Regions from separate parts of the Homo sapiens genome. Here regions 1 and 3 are each linked to region 2. The links are chromatin loops, found by intact Hi-C in ENCODE. Cell type or tissue: heart right ventricle. All regions are shown on one strand. Links, peaks and the distances in the headings refer to the core of each region. The heading gives the core; the rest is flanking DNA. Region 1 has its middle 75 kb from the start of LINC01108. Region 2 holds the start of LOC101928331 (a long non-coding RNA gene). Region 3 has its middle 290 kb from the start of LINC01108.

Region 1 (5,355 bases), core at 123-5,122, 70 kb after region 2:
TGGTATTAGTCTTTCAGGCTCATCTTCAAGGGAAATCCCCTTCCCACCTCCCCAACCCGGGGGCTCCTTCTGCAGCTGGTGTAAATCTTAGATGTTCACCACCAGTTTCACCTTATGGAGTGCATTCAGTCCTGAATACCTAAAAACGACCCCTTTGCTAATGATGGGGTTCAGGACGTGTCAACCCAAAATATGACAATAAGCACCAGAATATGCCACCCCCAAAAATGTCCTTTTGGCATTAGGATTATTTTGAGCTCATTATTTTGAGAAATGGTAGCCACAGGAGAGGCTCTGGAAACAGCAGAAGTGACCCTTTTATAAGATAAATTTGGCCAAGTGTAGTGGCTCACGCCTGTCATCCCAGCACTTTGGGAGACCAAGGCGGGAGGATTGCTTGCCTCCAGAAGTTCAAGACAAGCCTGGGCAGCATAGCAAAACCCCATCCCTACAAAAGTTTTTTTTTTTTTTTAAGTTTTGCCAGTAATGTGGCACATGCCTATAGTCTCATCTATTCAGGAGACTGAGATGGGAGGATCACTTGAGCCCAGGAGGCAGAGGTCAAGGTTTCAGTGAGCTATGATCACACCACTGCACTCAGCCTGGGTGACAGTGAGACCCGGTCTCAAAAAAAAAAAAAAAAAAAAGAAAAAAGAGAAATTCACGTGTAAGAGAAATCTCCATTTGTAAAGGTGTCTCCCTTTGCACAAGGAACAGAAGAGTGACTAAGTCAATAGAGACTCTGATCAAGGGAGAAGGTACCAAGTTAAATGTGCATAACAAACCTTGCTCTTGTTTATAGTACTTTTCTGGTCATCTTCCCATAACTGGCTTTCCCTACCTGCTTCTTTCTTGTTTCAGCAAATGATGATATTTAAGCCTGAAGTCAAAGCCATAGCTTTGAGATTTACTCTTGAAACCCACTCATTTTCCCTGCATGTTTCCTGTATACATGAGATATACATGTTCATAAACTTCTGTTTGTTTTTCTCTTGTTAGTCTGTCTTTACAGGTGTCTGTCCTAATTAAGAACTCAGACAGGGCAGAGGAAGCATTATTTTTCCCTCCCCTTTACTGTGATAAGCTATAGCATGGGAATGAAAACCTTTTGGCGCAGTGAGGGCTCTGGAGTGGGTGGCTCATTGTTCTAATGGAACTTCTAGCCTAGACGTGACCTGGAGTGTTGGCTTTGTTCTTAAAAGGTCACAAAACCAGGACTGAGGAGGGTGCAGGGTGCTCATGATAAACTGAATTCCATGGCTCTCGTCCAGCCAGGGCACTCTATCAAGGTGCCTTTTTGAGGTTAGAGAAAGAGAACGACTTCATATATTTTCTGAATTCTGGAAATGAAATTTTTCCCCCATTACTTTCACAGTGCTCTGGATTTCACTTCCTCTCCCAGCCTTATTCCCACTTTGGTAGAAAGAAATGCTAAGATCAGCAGAAAGATTAATATATCAGCAATTCTGTTATTGTGTGTATCGATTCTCAAGGGGCCAGAACAGAACCTCAAAGGTGAGTGTAAGTGGAAAATACATGCAGGCAATATTCCACCAGTTGTATTTATGAGCCATTTAGAATCTCCCAGGAGGGCTCCAGTTTAATATCTATCAAAGCTTTGGGTTTTCTCTTCTTCCCAAGGAGATACCAACAACTGTTTATTTTGCAAGCTCCTATAAGGTCTGAATATTTCTCATGAGTGGTACCTGGAAGGAAAATAGTGATTGTCCTGCCTATAAATGAGAAAGGCCCAGTAGTTGGGGGAAAGAAAACCTGTGATGTATCATTCTAATGTTGAGAATACGACATTCCAAGCATGTCAGTTACCTTCAGTCTTACATATGGTGAGTTTTCTCATTATCTGTAGGCATGCAACGTTTTAAGAACCAAAATATTGAATCCAATTTCTTCACTTTGTTCTTTTCCCTGTTCTGATTGCCTCATTGTTTAGAATGGCCTCTAATCTCCAATAGGTCCCAAGAAACAGGCCCACTTAATAATGCACAAACCAAGCCAGGCTATTTAAAGATGTCCATTAATTCCCATTAATTCATTCATCCAAAACACATTTATGTAACGTCCACTCCATGCCAGCTTTTGTTCCAAAGTTCAGGGATACAAAAATAGTCTCAAAAAGAGCTCACAGTCCTGAGGGGAAGACAGACAAGTGAGCATGATCACTGTACAGTGTGGGAAGTGCTAGAATAATAAAAATAGCTACCATTCTTGAACATTTGCTTTTTTGGTACTACATATGCTGATGTGTATTATCTCTAATCCTCCTACTACGCTGCAAGAAGTTTTGCTATCTCTTTTTCTAAGGAAATAGACAGATATTCAGAAGCTTGCTTATGGTTACAAGGCTACAAGCATTAGGACTGGGATTTAAACTCAGGTCTTGAAGGAGCTAAAACTCCTGTTCTTTGCATGTTGCTCCTAAATGCACTGACAGAGGGTGAGGATAACTAATCCTGACTCAGGGAGGACTCAGGGAAGGTTTTTAAAGGAGATAAGGAGGAAGAGGAGAGAGCCCAGGGGAGGGGAGAGACTTACCTTCCCCATGACTCTTTAGACAAAGACTCATAACAGTGTGCCCAGACTTCCAAGTTGTAGGAAAAGAAAGGTGACAATCCCAGCTTTCTTTATTTGCTATAGGAAAATCATAACCAGGTCAGGGAAGGAACAAAGACGATAACCAGCAAGATGGCACAGCGGGCTCAAGAGACAGCTGCGGTAGGGAGAAAAGGTGAAGCATCTCTTGGCCATAGCAGGCCTGGAAAGAAGGGGCTGTCCATGGGTAATAGCCAACAGTCTACAACCATATCGAGTCAACTCTGACACTTTGAACAACCACGCCTCCCTCCCGAATTAGCTTCCACTGACTCACTTGTCCATGGCTAAAGAAAGCTGCCGAGGAATGGGGTCCAAAACCAATACAGTAAAATCTTACTATTTTGAAAGATGGGAGACTGTGAGTCCCAATTGAATTAATTTTTATAAAACATTCAAACTCTAGGATGTGTTAAAAGAAACACCGATAATTATGTTACATGTTACAGATGCTATAAACTCAGAAATAAATGGGGTGCTAATAAGAAAAATTGCCTAAACGAACCTGAGATTACAATTTATAAAAACCCTGTGGCTTATGTATAGTGCTCATAAAAGTACAGATTTCTAAATTACAACTCTTCTTTCAAACTTCTTACCCAATACAATCACTGTGTTGTAATTAATATAAATTCCAAAATGCTGGGCCCAATTAGGGAAATTTTACTATACAGCAAAGAATGAGGTGAGTTGTTGTAACATTGTACTAATATGAAGAAAGACCTCTTAAAATAGTGGTATCAAAAAAATTTTAAATCAGTGGGGGAGATTTTGTGCATATGCTGTATTGTGTCAGAAGTCCCTAATTGCCCTGGGACCACTTAACATTTTATTTACTGGTCCCTGAGTGCCTACCATGTAATCAAGTCTATACGTATGTGTATGGCCTAATCATTAAGGTGCTAGAGTCTAACATGCCTCTCACACACGTAAATGTTGAATGCATATACAACACACAATCCACATTCTTCTATGGCCCCATTTTCCCTGGACAGTGAGTTCTGTACTTGGACAGAGAGATAAACTATCCTACTGAAAGAAAGCGTGGGGAAGGAAAAAAGAATTTTCTCTCTACCCTTAGTTTTTAGTTGGAATGGACCCCTGTAACAAAAGACAAATTAACAAGAGAAAAAACAAACAGAAGTTTATCAACATGTCTTTCAACTACGCATGGGAGATACCCAAGGAATGCATCATTTTCACAGAGAGCTTTGATTTTAGGCTTATATAGCCTCTTCAGCAAAGAACAGAAGATTTTTAGAGAAGTGGCAAGACAAAGGAAAAGAACCTTGAGTCTCCAGGGGCAGCAAAGTGTGAGAAGGAAAATACAGTCATGCAGCATTTAGCGACAGAGATACATTCTGAGAAATGTGTCACTAGGCAATTCCCTGATTGTGTGAACATCATAGAAGGTACTTAACGCAAACCTAGATGGTAGAGCCTACTACAAACCCAGGCTGTATGGTAGAGCCTATTGCTCCCAGGCTATAAACCTGTACTGCTTGCTGCTGTACTGAATACCGTAGGCAATTGGAACACAACGGGGAGTATTTATGCATCTAAACCTAGAAATGGTATAGTAAAAACACCATGTGAAAGACAAGAAATGGTACACCTCTATAGGGCAGCTCTATTATAATCTTATGGGATCACCATTATATAAGTGTTGACCAAGCATCATTATGGGGAGCATTACTACATACGGTAGCTGAAGGCTAGTTAGTGAAGTTTGTCATGTAGATTCCTCTAGTGGTGGTCTCCAGATAAGTGATCCTTATTTTTATCCTCTCATTGGTAAGGATCCTAAGTTGTCTTTAGTGATCAACCTTTGTTCTTCCTGGCAGAGAGGGGAGAAGGGACACTGTTGTCTATATAAATGGATGTCCTGCTTTTAGGCAAATGGGGGAGGCGGAGAGCTTTTCGTCTGCTTCTTCTCAATTACTTTCAGGCCAAAATAATCCTTATGCCAAAGAGGCATCTTTTGGAGTGATCTTGTCTCCTACAGAACATAACAATGGCTTAGAATTCCCCCACCATCTCTCCAGGACCTAATTTCTAGGAGAAATATCAAGGATGGGAAAATCAGCCTTTTGTAAACAGATAGAACCTGAAGTATGCATCCATCAGGAAGGGTTCCGGCTTTGGCTGAAACAGCACACTGGGATCACAGATAAATGGGAAAGAAAGGAATACAAGGGAGGAGGAGTGTGAGGGTGAGAAACAGAAACAGAGAAAGGAAGGTGGGGAGAGAAACAGAGAGAGAGAGAGAGAGAAAACCAATGCTTTCTATGCTGGAACTTGCTTTTTAAAGTACCTTATTTTAATTATGTTAATCCTTTTAAACCAGTCTCAATTCCCAGCTTAATGAGAAGGAGAGTTGAAGGATGGAGAAAGAGGACCCTCTTTGCATCCCCACTCCCAGGCCTGTGTCCTCCCGCACAGTTTATTTGCCCAGCGATCTGACCCACACACCTCCTACATAAGAAGGTGAGGCCCTTTCTACTGGGAACTGAAGGGAAGGAACAAATTGCTTAGTGTCCTCCAAACTACTTATGGGATTTTTCTAACAAAGATCAGAACTGTGCCTCCATCTCAGCCACAACTCTGACTCAGTGGCCTTGATAGGTTTTTCCACATGTCTCAATTTGATGCTAAAAGTTTCTGATTATTTCCTATCTCTTACTTACAGGAGGCACTTTCTGCAGCTGGACAGATGAGCTAATTTCCCCTGTAGGCTTCATGGCT
Region 2 (5,355 bases), core at 174-5,173:
CACAAACAATTAGAGCCCTTTCGAACGGCCTGAGCTATAATGTTAAATACAGAATCTCTGCTTAGTGAGCCCATATCAATGAATTCCACCTAATCCAACTTTATGTTCCTCCTGCCATTATCCTATACTCTCAATATCCACTCCCACACGTTTCCCAGATTTCTATCTGTATAAATTAGAAAATTCCAGTAGTTCTTTTGAACTGTGGTATGCTTCCTTGTGAGTTACATTTTGTACCTTACCTTTAGGAGCCTACTAGGACTTGAATCAAGTTATAGGTCTAGAAGCACAGAGGGGTGATATAAATGGATCTTGAGGAGAATCACTGTCTAGCATAGCATCTACCACAGAGGAGGTCATTACAGTTTTCGAGGACAATGCAAGTTTAATCCCACCAGTTGAGAGGTGAGGGGGTGGAGAAGCCACTACCACTGGGAGTGGGAAGGTGGCTTCCCCAGAGGTTAGAGAGGCCTCTTCCACTGGCAAATATTTATCAGATTCCAGGGGCTCGATTTCCCCAGTTTCATCAGGTCTTCCTACATATCCCCATTCCAGCTCTCAAAGTGCATATCTTCCTCACTTCAACGTTTGACTTCCTGTGAGGCTGAGAGTTTAACCTGGGCAGTCATTCAGCCAGTCTCAGGATAAGATTCTGTGTTTGATTTTCAGCAATCATAGCCCTGCTGCTAAAGGCAATAATGATCTTGCAGGGCACCTGTAGAAGATTTCAGGTCTTGTACATGGGGCTTAAGCTGAAGATTCAAATCCTGGAGCTCATCCTTTCCTTTCCCCACTTTGCCCAGTGACATTTGGATCAACCAGCCAATCTCATACTTGTTAGTTTGCAAAAAGTGTTCGTAAGTATATACATAGCTCCCCACCGCCCCCCCGCCCATTGCCCCCGCAGCTCCTTGCTTCCTACAAGGGGTTGCTAAGGAGTATCCAAAGGTGCTGTTTTACGTATCTCTATTGCCAGATCATGCCATGGACTACCAGTGCTCTCATTACTACTAAAAATAAAGTCATTAGCATCTTGAAATCTAATCAGATTAGAGAGTCAATTCCAGAAACCGCAGAACCATTTCAGAAAACCTGTCCTTAACATTCTTTTTTTTTTTCTTTTTAATTTAATCATTTAATTTTTTTGAGACAGGGTCTCATTCTATTGCCCAGGCTGTAGTGCAGTGGTGCTATCGCAGCTCACTGCAGCTTCAACTGCCCGGGTTCAGGCAATTTTCTCACCTCAGCTTCCTGAGTAGCTGGGACCACAGACACACTACCCTATGCCTGGCTAGTTTTTTTTTTATTATTTGTAGAGAAGAGGTCTCACTATGTTGCCCAGGCTGCTCTCAAACTCCTGGGCTCGGGCGATCCTCCTACCTTGGCCTCCCAAAGTGATGGGATTACAGGCACAAGCCACAGCACCTGGCCTTCATCCTTAACATTCTGTTTCTCTAGAACTATTCAAGGAAGTGGGGATAGTCATACAATATTGCAAATGTACTAAATGCATGGAATTGTACACTTAAAAATGTTTAAAATACTAATTTTATGTGTATTTTGCCACAATAAAAAAACCACAGTTACAAAAAAGGAAAAGAAATAACCCAGCCTGAATGAAAGTAGGCAAGAGGCAAAAAGACCCTCAATTCAGAGTTTAACTCAACAGAAAGTGCTGATCAATTTGTTAGTGGATAAGGATAAAAGCTCAGAGTTTTAGAGTTTTAAGAAATAAAATATGAATCTAAGGTTTTCGATCTGTAATTTTACGTTCATCTTTCTTCTAGGATTTAATCAAAAGTCTTTTCAACTTTTGGCCCGATGATTCTATGCTAATTTGCACTTTCAACTTAACATTCATATGGTCATTTTGTCCCAGGCAGAATTAAAGATTCAAGATGTACCTACTTCTTCCGGGGACAACATTCATGATTCTTAAAGATTTCACAAGTGTACCTTCTAAGGTAAATTATAAACAGTGCCAAAGAATTTGCTTCACCGCATGCCTATAGGGTTGTGAATCAGGCTTAACTCTTCCTCCCCCACCCCCATTCCCCCATTCCCATCTCACCTGACATCTTCCTTTGACCTACTTTTTCAGAAATCAAAGAAGTAATCTTAGGTGGTGATTTGAAGTCCCACGCCATTTGTACTTGCTCCTCTTAATCTACTCTGCTTTCTGTTCCTTCTTTCTACTGCCCAGGGTAAGTGGCTGGAAGTAGTAAGAGGTCAATGCCAAGTGAAATCCTCTGGCGTTTTCTTCTGACAACCAGGAGTCTGCAAAGTGAGTTTGCTGGGAGCGTCCAGTTTTTTCAGCTTAACGTTAGGTGTACTTTCTGTCTTCGGCACAAATTGTTTCCAAATGCCTGTGGGTTGCAATATGATTTTCCCATCTTGAAAATCTATTAAAAAGGAAGAGATTCTTCACTTCTCCCCACCCCACCTCCAGGCACTGCAGATGGCGATTAACACCCTACACAGCCCCTCCCCATAGCATCATCGATTTTCTGCCTGCATTGCATCTACTTCACAGTTCGAGACATGCCAAATCACACACGTTCTAAGTACTTGTTGCTAGCAACAAATCTCTGTTCCTCAGTGGCCAAGCAGACTATATTTGGAATGTCAGAGCACCTAGCCCTTCCCTGGCCCACTTCCTTTAGCTCAGAAGTCTCCAAGCCTGAAAGTAACCTCACCCGTGTTTCCTTGAGTTCTGCTTGTTGAAGCAACTCTTTGGATTAACTCCGCAAAACACAAAGTGACAGCAAAACAGAGAAACAATCAGATTCTTTTCCATGAACTCCTTTCTTTTCTATAAAAGTGTTATTAATCCCTATCTTATGGGACAATTGTGAATGTATTTAATGAGCTCATCAAAATATACATACACATACATATATATATAGAGGGGGGGGGTTGGGGGGAGAGAGAGAGAGAGAAAGAGAGAGAGTCTCACTCTGTGGCCCAGGCTGGAGTGCAGTGGCACAATCTCAGCTCGCTGCAACTTCCATCGTCTCCCAGGTTCAAGCAATTCTCCTGCCTCAGCCTCCCAAGTAGCTGGGATTACAGGCGCTCGCCACCAAGCCCAGCTAATTTTTTTTATTTTTCTTTTTGGAGACAGAGTCTCGCTCTGTTGCCCAGGCTGGAGTGCAATGGGGCAATCTCGGCTCACTGCAACCTCCGCCTCCCGGGTTCAAGCATCCTGCCTCAGTCTCCCTAGTAGCTGGGACTACAGGCAAATGCTGCCAAGCCAGGCTAAATTTTTTTGTATTTTAATAGAGATGGGTTTCACCGTGTTGCCCAGGCTGGTCTCGAACTCCTGAGCTCAGACAATCCACCCGCCTCGGCCTCCCAAAGTGCTAAGATTACAGGCATGAGCCACTGTGCCCGGCCTAATTTTTGTATTTTTACTAGAGACCGGGTTTTGCCATGTTGGTCAGGCTGGTCTCACACTCCTGACATCAGGTAATCTGCCGACCTCAGCCTCCCAAAGTGCTGGGATTACAGGCATGAGCCACCTTGCCCAGCCTGAGCTCATCAAAATATTAAAACTAGTGCATTTTTAATGGCAGTGTAGACCTAGCACATGGCTGGCAGTGTATAACTGCCAGGTGTTTCTCCTCTTTTCCTCACCCTTTCTCTCTCTTTTTTATTGAGGTGAAATTCACATAACATAAATCAAATCATTTTAAAGTGAACAATTAAATGGCATTTTATACTTTCCCAGTGTTGTGCAATCACATCTCTATCTAGTTCCTAAATATTTCCATCCCCCCCAGAAGGAAACGCATCCCCTTTAACCACTCTCCATTTCCCTCTCCTCAGCCTTCACAAACAACAATCGACTTCCTGTCTCCATGCATTTACCTGTTCTGGTTATTTTATATAAATGGATTTATATAATATGTGTCTGGTTCCATTCACTTAATGTAATATTTTTGAGGTTTTTTCACCTTGTATCACGTTTTGGTAATTCATTTCTTGTTATATCTGAACAATATTCTGTTGTATGAATATACCACAGTTTGTTGTCTATTTATCTATGGATGAACATTTGGGCTGTTTCACCTTTTGATGTTTGTAAATTGTAAGTAGTGCTGCCATGAACACATATGTACATGTATTGGTTTGAGTGCCTGTTTTCAATACTTTTGAGTATATAACTAGGAGTGAAATTGGTATTCACCCTTTTTTTTCTGTTACTTCTCTTAATGATCTCATGTCTGCGTGATCCTTAATGATGCCCCGTTTTAAAATTCCTGACATTGTTTGTCACTAGGTCATTTGTCTCTAGTTTAACTGATCAATCTTGACAGCAATTTTTCACTTTTATTAGTATTTTAAGGAATCAGCCTGTGGTTTTGAGAATCTTGTCTGCTTATACATTTGAATTAGTTACAATGATTGCTTTCTCTTTGGATTTGTTTCGCCACTCCTTTGGTAATGTCCGGAGAGAGCTTCTTAACTGACACGAACGGGGCTCCATTGGTATGTCCTGGGATCCCTCGTCAGGCCTGTGCACTCCCAGACCTCCAAGGGCCGGGACCTGCATTTTTGTCCGAGGGCCGTCCCCAGGCTGCCTGAACTTACTTAGCCTATGGGCATAGTGGGCTGGAGGTGCCTGGGAACTAACAGCGCCAGAGGAAACCTTTAACTAAAGACCAAAGGCTGTCAGGGTGTAAATACTCTTCTTGCCCTTCGGCTGAGATAATTCTGAAGCATATTTTACTTAGTTTTCTAGAGTTCTTCTTGGTAATTAATGCAATCAAGCTCCAGTCTCCTGCTGTGATGACTGCCTTCATAACATACCCTTTATTATTTATCTGTCTTCCCTCCGTATCTCACTTCCTACCTGTTCCTACTTGTCTATTTCCCTGTGAGGGACTGAACTGTGAGCCCCTCAGATTCAACGTACGAAGCCCCTAAATTTATTTGTTCGAGTCTGAAGCCAAAGTACCTAAGAATGTGGCTTTATTTGGAGATACAGCTTTAAAGAGGTGATGAAATTAAAATGAGATCATGAAGGTACACTCTAATCCACTATGACTGGTGTCCTTATAAGAAGAGATTAGGACACAACACACACAGAGGGAATCCCATGGGCAGACACAGGGAGAACACAGACATCTGCAAGCCAAGGGCAGGAGCCTCAGAAGAAACCAAACCTGCTGACACCTTGATCTCAGATTTCAGCCTCCAGAAATGTGAGAAAATAAATTTCTGTTGTTTAAGCCACCTAGCCTGTGATACTTTGTTACGGCAGCCCAAGCTAATTAATTCACTCCCAATTAAACTGTTCGCCCTTGAATCCTTGGCTCAAGGTCTGCTTCTGGGGAACCCAAGCTAAGATTCAAA
Region 3 (5,355 bases), core at 86-5,085, 140 kb before region 2:
CAAAACTCCAGTTTAAGAATGTGAATAAAATGAAGACTTTTACAGACAAAGCACAACTGGAAAAGCTTATCACAGAAAGACCATTGCCAAAGAAAATTCTGGAAGATGACTTTAGGCTGAAGGAAAATTATTCCAAGTGAAAAGTATGATATACAGGAAGAAATAGTGAGGCAAGATGCAGGTAAATCCAAATTAAAACTGCTTAAGCAATAAAAATGAAGTCTAGTTGGTGTAGGAAAAGAGGCTGAAGAAATTAAACTATTACAAAACATTAGCAGGTAATATGGGAGAGATTTGATCAGAGTTACACATATAAATATAGTCCTATTAAAAGGAAGAGTAGCACTAACGAATACACCAAAGCTTTTAACTTGCAAACAACCAGAGGCTAAAAATATAATTTAAAAAATTATAATAATTCAGAAGGGAAGAAGGGATATAGATGATTTGAACAGTTTAATTAGCAAGCTTGATCAACTGGACCTATATAGAACATGACACCCAGCTCTAGAAAAAATATCTGACTTTCAAAACACATGGAATATTAATGCAGATTGCCCCAGTGCTAGGACATAATGCTAGATTTCAAAAGATTGCAGTCTCAGACCACAAATGAAGTTAGAAATAGTAGATTAAATAAAATGTAGAAAACCCTCACTTATTTGGAAATTAAACATATATACACACACATAGCCACACATGCTTCCAAACAACTTAAGGGTCAAAAAATATTAATGAAAATTTAAAAATACTTGGAACCGAATGATATTTAACATATTGTAAATCAAAACTTGGGAACACAGTTAAGCCAGTCCTTAGAAAGTTAATGCCTACACTAGAAGAGCAGGAAGGACCAAAATGATTGAGCTAAGTATCAGACTTAAGAAGTAAGAGAAAGACAGCAGAATGAATCTACCAAAAAAGTAGGAAGGAAAGAACAGATATCTATTAATACAACCTGTGATGGTTATGACATTTTTTTTCATCCATTTAACCAATATTTATTGAGCACCCAGTACATAGTAGGAAAAGACAAAGTTCCTAACTCTCAAGCTTCTCTTCTCATGGGGGAACAGACAGTAAACAAAGAAACTGAATGAATGAACAAATAGCTTAATTTCAAGTAGTGAGAAGCACATTGAAGCTGAAGTAGGTACGGCAAAAAAAAGGAATAGAGTGATGAGAGGTGAGGAGTTGATGTGGCTATTATTTATTTATTTATTATTATTATTATTATTTTCCCTTCAACTTTTATTTTAACTTTTGGGATACATGTGCAAGATGTGCAGTTTTGTTACACGGGTAACCATGTATCACGGTGGTTTGCTGCACAGATCATCCCATCACCTAGGTATTAAGCCCAGCATCCATTAGCTATTCTTCCTGATGCTCTTCCTCTCCTTACCCAACCCCCTACCCACAGGCCCCAGTGTGTGTTGTTCCCCTCCAAGTGTCCATGTGTTTTCATCATTCAGTTCCCATTTATAAGTGAGAACATGTGTTGTTTGATTTTCTGTTCCTGCATTAATTTGCTGAGGATAACAGCTTCCAACTCCATCCATGTCTCTGCAAAGAACATGGTCTTGTTCTTTTTTATGGCTGCATAGTATTCCATGGTTTACATGTACCACAGTTTCTTTATCCAGTCTATCATTGATGGGCATTTCAGTTGATTCCATGTCTTTGGTATTGTGAATAATGCTGCAGTGAACATACACGTGCATATATCTTTATAACAGAATGATTTAATATTCCCTTAGATATATACCCAGTAATGGGATTGGTGGGCCAAATGGCATTTCTGCCTCTAGGTCTTTGAGGAATCGTCACACTGTCTTCCACAGTGGTTGAACTAATTTACACTTGGTAGTGGCTAGTTTAGACTTTAGGATGTCTTCCGAGGACAGGAACCCGTATAGCCATGAGGAAAGGTAAAAGGCCTGCATTCTAAATCATAGAGTGGTGATGGACTCCCTGCTGAATGCCTTCCTGCATGTGGCCATTCGTGGCTGGGCCAGGGCTATAGATGGGGATATTGCCAGTCTGGACAAAGAGATGAAGCTAGCAGATAATTTCCCTCCAGGACTTCAAGCCATTTGCCCAATTCCTTGCCATTCTTCAGACCCATGTCTTCATGTTGCCCTTGACTCTCCTGTTCTCGTGGCTGCCCTGCCAGCCTTCTTGCGAAGCCCTCCATGCTGTGACCATTGTCCCTCAACCTACTTCTGTCAGGCTTTGTCCTGTTCCCCTAGGAGCCTGGCGGGGTGCACAGAACACTAGGCTGGTGGTCACTGCAGCCCAGTTCTGAGCCTGGCTGAGTGACATTGGCTGAATTGCTCCCTGGGTCTCCTTTCTTCATCTGTGAAATGTGCGGGTGAGTACATGATCTCTAGGAACCCTTCCAGCTCTGTGGTCTCATGATGCTGGGAAATGTCAGTGTTAGGGATACCCAAAAATGCATCCACGTAGAAAAATGTGTATCCTTCCCAGGTCACTTTTACCATTTCAACACTTTTATATACCTTAGCCCAAAGAAATGGAGTTCTATCAACTTTTCAGGCAAAGTGAGGATGATAGGGAGGGGAAAGGTAATGTTGCCATTTGGGGAACTCAGTGGCCTCCAGAAGAGCAAAGAATCCAGGGTTTAATTGCAATTGGGAGGATCAGCAAAGAATTTATATACAAGGTGGAATTCAAGTAGGGTTTTGAAGGATGGATAGGACTTCAATAGGTAGGAAAAGGCCTTCCAGAATAAGAGACCAATATAAGCAATACCCAGAAATTAGGGAAGAGGATGGTGCATTCACCCTGTTTATATCATGTCTGGACAGGAGCAGGCAGCAGGCAGCAGGGAAATGTTATAAGTGTGTAGGGTTTGGTTGCTTGTAGAGTGTGTTATAGTGACAACCTCTCTTTCATGCCAGGTTTCTGCTATGTGCTTTATATACTTTCAGAAGCTTAATCCTCAAACCAATCTTTTGAGGCTAGGTCCTACTGGAATCCCCATTTTAGGGATGATGCAACTGAGGCTTAAGGACAATCCACAGTGATAGAGCTGGGATTCAAATGCAGGTCTAACTATAATTTATGCCAGGAGTAGGGGATTCAACAGGGCTGAGGTAAATGAAAAAGCCAAAAGTGTGAGCTGGGAATTTTGGAAAGGGAATCAGCAGATCTGAAATGCTGGGTCTGTGCTTGTGACGAGGGAAGTCGTGAGTCTGTTGACTTTGGTGGTTTAGTGCCTTTTTGGAGTGAAAAGTTCATAATGAAAGTTCTGCTTGACAGATGATAATGGCTCTAGAGGGAATCATGAGGGAAGACAAGTGTGTACTCTTCATTATCCTAAATGCAGTTTCTGGAGAAAGAAGAATGGCATGAGGTTTGTCATTCTGTCTCTTGGGGAGACATCCTGTGGTGTGTGCAGTAACGGGCTGATAAGCTGGCTCTCTGACAAACCACACACACACATACACACACTCATGCACACATGCACACCTTGATTTGTAGCATTTGTTGAGTTCATGGTGTACGTGGTCCTTCCATGGCTAATTTCAAGGTACCAGTGTGTGATGTCATGGATTTGGGAAGAGAGGCACACAACTAGCCCGAAAGCCTCTGCAAGCAGGGCTCAGCACACCCCTGGGGTTATATCACAGGGCAGACTTGCAGCCTGGGGCAGATGCTGAAAGGATGAGGAAATGCATTGCTCCTCCCTCCAATGTCCTCTTTTCTGACAGATGGTCCTCTTTTCCTCTGTGGAGGTATAAAAAAAGAGACAATGTGAGACTGCAAACAAGAACAAAGGTCTAAGAAATCAACCCCTTGGGGCCACTAAAGGTCCACCTCCTAATGCCTGCATGAGTACACTCAAGAAATAAGAGTTGAAATGAGTGAAAGCATGAACAAATGAACCTGCCTCTGAGAGGCTCCATTTCTCCCTTAATGTGTAGTTGAGCTGAGTCTGCTAATTTCCTTCCAGGGGCTAAGAGGCACATCCAGGAAACTCAGGCCAGGCAGTATGCTGCAGCAGTATAGAGAACAGTCTTGGAGAGGGGCCATCTGGTCTACCACTTATTAGCTGTGTGACCCCAGACAAGTCACCCACCAACTGTCAGCCTCAATGTCCTCACCTATGAAATGGAGGTAAAGTACCTACTTCACAAGGCTGGTGTGAGGCTCAATTATTATAAATAAAGTGCTTAGAACCATGCCAGGCACATAGTAAGTGTCAGATGAGTGTTTGTCATCATCATGATCACTATCATCTGTAATTATTGCTCTCAGTTGCTGGTTTTTCCTTTCTACGTAAATGGTAGCTATAATTAGCATGCACAAGTGACTATTTATTTTTACACTTTAGAAAGTACCCTAGGTTTAAAATACCATCTCAATTTGAATATTCCTCAGTATAACTCTTCCCTGCCTAGGGCTCAGAGTTGGCCATCATAGCCTGGCCATTCGATAAAATGCGATGCTCCACTCATTTGATAAAAACATTTGAGCAGGTGAAAGAGTGATTGATGTTTAGCAAGGAGCATTGAGTTCAGCAGCATTTAATAAATATGCAGGTATGTCCATTTCTTGTGGTAGTAGTGGGACTTGAGGGGATAATCTGGATAAATTAAATCTACCAATAATTCCCAGGCCTTATTTGGCTAGGGTCTTCACTATCATTCCTCATCTAGGCTTCACAGTTTTTTTTCTAACCTAGAGCTACAGATGGGTGTTTTAGTGGCTGGCTGGGTAGGGTCCTCCCCTCACCTGCTGTATTGTGTCCTGAGGTTTCTCCAATGAGCAGGAGGCAGCCTGGAGGTTCCCCTCCTGGGACAAACAGCCGGTGAGCAATCAAGAGTTAACTCCACTCTGAAGGAAACTGCCCCCCACCACCCCCCAACCTCCCCACCCCGCCCCCATCTCATTACCAAGATACCTGGAGAACATTCTCATTTAACAAGAACAGGTAGCTGGATCTCAGTCAGACTAGCCAAGGATTTCTGCCCATGACATCCAGAGGCCCCAGGGAAAGAAAGGGCCACTGTCCTGATTTAGATAGAGCCACATACAGCAAATCGATTTCATCCATGTTCACCATCTCTTCTGCCCTGATTTCCTACCTGCCACCCACCCTCATTGTTCTAGAAACACCTCTGGGTCGCCTCCATGGACAGAAATATGCCTAATGTGTTCTACAAGTATACTTTATATTCCCAGAGTCATAACATAGGAGAATCTAGATGTCCCTCAGAGTCATCCAGTTTTATTTGATGCCTGATTATTCCACACAAGACCCCTTATAGTGAGCACCCAGCCTCTGCCCCAATACATCCAGAAGGGGTGGGCTGGGGTGAGGCAGGT

The links. A loop is a pair of places that touch in the nucleus more often than their neighbours do. Peaks named below come from ENCODE experiments on the same cell type or tissue, not always from the same donor. Only the 100,000 strongest peaks of a DNase experiment are listed, where the experiment ranks them.
Region 1: a loop joins it to region 2, with 2.8 times the contacts of the local background. A loop is called at or near these places in 6 of 110 quality-filtered maps.
Region 3: a loop joins it to region 2, with 2.2 times the contacts of the local background. A loop is called at or near these places in 4 of 110 quality-filtered maps.

The regions. Positions count from the first base shown.
Region 1 is chr6:14,358,241-14,363,595 of GRCh38, reverse strand. No RefSeq gene overlaps it. Among named protein-coding and RNA genes, the nearest start is that of LINC01108, 75 kb to the right of the region's middle. In heart right ventricle, for the core only: no CTCF peak of the experiment used is centred there; DNase peaks (open chromatin) are centred at 1,215 and 2,835; H3K27ac peaks cover 3,272 bases.
Region 2 is chr6:14,428,791-14,434,145 of GRCh38, reverse strand. LOC105374942 (a long non-coding RNA gene) reads left to right here. Exons shown (of 6, transcript XR_926510.3): 3 at 1,880-1,964; 4 at 2,204-2,284. It overlaps LOC101928331 (a long non-coding RNA gene), which reads right to left and starts at 2,366. Exons shown (of 3, transcript XR_001743994.3): 1 at 2,072-2,366. In heart right ventricle, for the core only: no CTCF peak of the experiment used is centred there; a DNase peak (open chromatin) is centred at 2,541; H3K4me3 peaks cover 2,368 bases; H3K27ac peaks cover 601 bases.
Region 3 is chr6:14,572,418-14,577,772 of GRCh38, reverse strand. No RefSeq gene overlaps it. Among named protein-coding and RNA genes, the nearest start is that of LINC01108, 290 kb to the right of the region's middle. In heart right ventricle, for the core only: no CTCF peak of the experiment used is centred there; no DNase peak of the experiment used is centred there.